Linked DNA regions of Mus musculus: region 2 is linked to region 1. A link is a loop called in an ENCODE intact Hi-C map of the cell type or tissue named here. Cell type or tissue: left cerebral cortex. All regions are shown on one strand.

The links. A loop is a pair of places that touch in the nucleus more often than their neighbours do. Peaks named below come from ENCODE experiments on the same cell type or tissue, not always from the same donor. Only the 100,000 strongest peaks of a DNase experiment are listed, where the experiment ranks them.
Region 2: it touches region 1 in a loop (21-fold over the local background); 4 of 42 quality-filtered maps call a loop at or near these places.

Annotation. Positions count from the first base shown.
Region 1 is chr12:17,906,082-17,908,581 of GRCm38, reverse strand. It overlaps a transcript of Gm9222 not described here. Among named protein-coding and RNA genes, the nearest start is that of Gm9222, 25 kb to the right of the region's middle. In left cerebral cortex, no CTCF peak of the experiment used is centred here; no DNase peak of the experiment used is centred here.
Region 2 is chr12:17,766,224-17,768,723 of GRCm38, reverse strand. It overlaps Hpcal1 (hippocalcin-like 1), which reads right to left. Exons shown (of 5, transcript NM_001361645.1): 2 at 1,425-1,510. Among named protein-coding and RNA genes, the nearest start is that of Gm51995, 30 kb to the right of the region's middle. In left cerebral cortex, no CTCF peak of the experiment used is centred here; no DNase peak of the experiment used is centred here.

The DNA of each region.
Region 1 (2,500 bases):
TACTGTACATGGTGTGTGTGCATGTGTATCTGTGGTGTATGTGGGTGTATATGGGTGTGAATGTAAGTATGTGGTATATGTGCGTGTGCGTGTTTTTGTGGGGGCATGGTTATGTGTGTGTGTTTGGTGTATGTGTGGTGCATGTATGTTTATGTGCGTGATGTGTGTGTATATGTATTAATTAATGTATGTATTTACTATGTGTGTGTGTGCATGTTTGTGTGGGGGTGTGTGTGTGTGTGTGTGTGTGTGTGTGTGTGTGACCTTATTAGCAGAGACCCCAGAGGACTTTCTTCCTGTATCCCAAGAAAATAACTGTTGGCCATGTTTCTGCTTTGTCTGTTGGGTTCTGAGGTTACAAGTGTGTAAAACCACATCTTACTTTTAATTGCATTTTAGTCATTGGGCACAAGTTGTTTTTACAGCCAACTTGTTGTGGTAAATATTACTTGTGGAATTCTTACCACCACATAAACTACAGAGGTATAAAATAATAATAACAATAAGAAAAGAAGAAATGATAATAAACTAATAGTAAGAATAAGAAATGATACTATGAAATAATAACAAAATAATAGGAAAGATAATAAAAAAGAAATAATATTAAATAATATAATAATGTAGTAAATGATAATAATGTGAAATAATAAAATAATAATGAGAAATAATAATAATTATTATAAGCATTAAAGCACCAGCATGGGGCAGATACCATTCCTCTATGCTAATTTCTCTACTTTTTTACTAAGAACTGTGAGATATCACTCACCATATTCTCCCCCCCCCAACCCCCCAGACAGGGTTTCTCTGTATAGCCCTGGCTGTCCCAGAACTCACTTTGGAGACCAGGCTGGCCTCAAACTCAGAAATCCGCCTGCCTCTGCCTCCCAAGTGCTGGGATTGAAGGCAAGTGCCACCACGCCCGGCTCACTTGCCATATTCTGCCCAGGCTGCTCATACTCTCAGGCTCGCCCTCCTGGCCATGCTCTCCCAATCCATCCACCCATGGGACCTTTTTCCTGCTTCTTCTTCCCTCTCCTTCATGGTCTCTTCCAAAGACACCGAGGCCGAGAACTGAAATTCCATCAACCTTTCTTCTTGCCAGCTGCAGGCATTAGATGTGTTTACTGATTGATCACAGGAGGTAGGAATGATGTAATCACAATCCCCAAAACTATCGTAAAATATGGGTCCAGAGTCGAGGATCTGGTATTAGATCAAATGTTACTCATACTGTTTCCTCTCAGGCTGAACATCTGAAACCTAGAACATAACAGTCCTTTTAGACAAGGCTACATCAAGCTAAACAATTAGATAGACTTATAGATAGATAGATGAATAGATAGATAGAATTATATATATATTTATAGATATATAGATTTTATATAGATTTATAGATAATATATAGATAGATATCTATCTAGATTTATTGATATATGGATAGATATATAGATGTATAGATATATACAGATAGATGTATAGATATGTAGATATATAGATTTATAGGTGATATATAGATATATAGATGTATAGATTGAAGATCTATAGATGATATATAGACATAAAGATGAATAGATAGATATAGAAATATATAGATCGATATATATCTATATATTGATATATTGTTGTAGGGGGAAATGTCACATAAGGACAGGTCAGTGTACTGACTTCGGGGGTTGAAGAGGATGGCAACCAGATAGGAAGAACAAAACTGTGAGCTAACCTGGACACTTCAGACCTCCCAGCCAAAAACCAAGGAGCATCCAGGGGCTGGCTCATTGCCCCAGGCATAAGTGTAGCAGAGGACTGTCTTGTCTCTCTGTCCACAATGATGGGACAGGAGCAGAATGTACTTGAATAAATAAAAAAATTAATTAAAAAAGAAAAATTGGAACATAATGTGTGTGTGTGTGTGTATATATATATATATATATATATATATATATATATATATATATATGTTATCTGGCAGAAAAAGAAAAAAGATACATCAAGCTAAACATATGGATAGACTTACAGATACATAGATGGATGGATAGATTTAAAAATATACATATATGTATATATATATATATTTATAGATATATAGATAATATATAGATTATATATATTTATTGATATATGGATAGATATATAGATGTATAGGTGTATAGATATATACATATAGATATATAGACATATAGATTAATAGGTGATATATAGATGAATAGATAAGATATAGTAATATGTAGATCGATATATCAATATATTGTTGTAGGTTGAAATGTTACATAAGGACAGGTCTCTGTACTGACTTAAGGGGGTGAAGAAGATGGCAACCCGATAAGAACAAAACTTTGAGCTAATCTGGACACTTCAGACCTCCCAGCCAAAAACCAAGGAGCATCCAGGGACTGGCTCATTGCCCCAGGCACATATGTACCAGAGGACTGCCTTGTCTCTCTATCCACAATGGGATAGGAAAAGGATGTACTTAAATAAATAAAAAAAATAATTAAAA
Region 2 (2,500 bases), 140 kb after region 1:
CAGAGCCCTCAAGCTTACTGGGGAAAGAGCATATTCTTAATACATGCTGAGCACAGCCATACTGCCTGCTAAGGTGGACAGCTGGCAGCAAGGCTGTGCCCTAGACTTGTACAAGCTTTCATCCACAGGCAGGTCGGTGGGAATGGAGGAGGTGCACATCTTCAGAGGGATCTTTCTACTGAGAATCCTCTGACCTCTGACACCATGGCAAAGTGCTGACCTCAGATAAGGAAGAACTGTCTGACCCAGACTCTCCTCATTCAGTGGTAAGGTGTGTTTGGCTACAGAGGAGTCACTGGGTGTACACCAAAGCATCCAAGGGCCTCAGGATGAGAAGAGGCACTATAGGCTAGAACTTGTACTCCTCTGACCTCTTTGTCTGCTCCAGCTTCCAGACATCAGTTTCCAGGCTTGACTGGACCCTACCATGCACTTGTGCATGGATGGCATCTGGAGTCGAGGACCCTGGGGCCTGGAGGCATGTATGCAGGTGACATTCAGTCATATAGACTCAGGAACTGCTCTCTTTAGCCTCAGCACTGCACACCATATTCCATTGTGTCTATTTTCGATTGAGGGGACCTGAAGACAAGGGCCTCTTTCTGGGTATCTCCTTCAGACTCACTGACAACCTGGACAGAATGTCTATGGAATGTGGGGGAGTGAAGAAAAAGGCCTGGGGCCTGGAGGCATGTATGCAGGTGACATTCAGTCATATAGACTCAGGAACTGCTCTCTTTAGCCTCAGCACTGCACACCATATTCCATTGTGTCTATTTTCGATTGAGGGGACCTGAAGACAATGGCCTCTTTCTGGGTATCTCCTTCAGACTCACTGACAACCTGGACAGAATGTCTATGGAATGTGGGGGAGTGAAGAAAAAGGCAGCAGGAGATATCCTCTCCCTCCAGGAGATGAGGGCCAGAAAGGAACTCCACCAACAGGAAGTCCTGAGGACACCCTGTGCCATGAAATTCCCTCTATGAATGCTGTAGGAGCTTGGGTGTCTGGAGCTGGGGGGAGGGGGGAAGGGGGGAGGGGAAACCCAGCCACTCCCAGGTCTGCTGGGAACTGCTGGTCTAAGTCTCTAGGGAACTAGCTGCATTTACCAGAACCAGGGACAGAAGTACCACTTGACATTTGCCTCTGCATCTTGCAGACCTCTTGAGGGAGCAGCCATTTGGATTAGAAAGAACCATGACACATGCACAATCTCTGAAACAATGGTGGTGATGCTGGCCTCATGGTTAAGTAGGCCTGGCTCATCCTTGTACTTACAGGGTTCTTCTTACCTCTCAGCCTCAGTTTCCTGACCTGTCCTCTGAGATCACTGAAGAGACTGAACCCACAGTCTCTGCAAATGCCACCCCTTCCATCCACAGTCCTAATGCTCTGTAGGCCTATTGGCCTCACGGTGACTTACCTACGGCCAAATGGAGGCCAAAGCAGAGCAGGATCAGAACTGCTGGGGGATGATGCACAGGCTCGATAAGCTGCTAGACCATTCCCCTGGGAAAGAAGACCACAGGTCACGTGGGGCACTGGCATCTGGGTGAGCTCACAACATCCCTTCACTTGCCCCAAGAAAAACTGAGTGTGTGTGCACATTAGTGTGGGAATATGCACGTTAGTGCAGGTGCCCGTGGAGGCCTGAAGAGGGCACCTGATCCCCCAGAGATGGAGTTACCGGTGACTGTGAGCCTCTCAACATGGGAGGAACTGAACTAGGGTCCGCTTAAAGAACAGTAAGAACTCTTAAGCACGGAGCCACCCTGCCAGTGCCCATATGTATTTTTTATTAAACCCTTTTCCTGGTTTCCCCTTCGAAAATCACCAATCACTTCCCCCCCTTCCTATGCTCCCCAACCCACACACTCCTGCTTCCTGGCCCAAGCATTCCCCTATACTAGGGCATAGCACCATCACAGGACCAAGGGCCTCTCCTCCCATTGATGACTGACTAGGCCATCCTCTGCTACATATGCAGCTGGAGCCATGGGATTCTTTTTTGTTGGTGGTTTAGTCCCAGGGAGCTCTGGGGGTACTGGTTGGTTCATATTGTTGATCTACCTATAGGGCTGCAAACCCCTTCAGCTCCTTAGGTCCCATATGTATTTTTAACAGACTTTATTTCAGGGCAGTTTTAGATTCATAGAGAACTGAGAGAGAGAGAGAGAGAGAGAGAGAGAGAGAGAGAGAGTACAGGGAGGGCAAAGAAACATTCCCTGGGCCCATCTGGTCAACACCCTCCACCAGAATGGGGCATCTGTAGCATGGACAATCATTGCCCTCACTCTGTCTACAGCCTACACAGCATTCATGCTTTGAGCTGCATGTTCTGGGTTCACAGATCCATGTCCTCTACAATGTATACAGACCAGCTTCACTGACCTCGGATACCCCGTGCTCCACCTTGTCCATATTTTCTCAAAGTGTCTCAAAGCCCCCAGATTTAATAGGTTCCAGGAGTTCTGATTTGACACTCATGGGGTCAAAGTG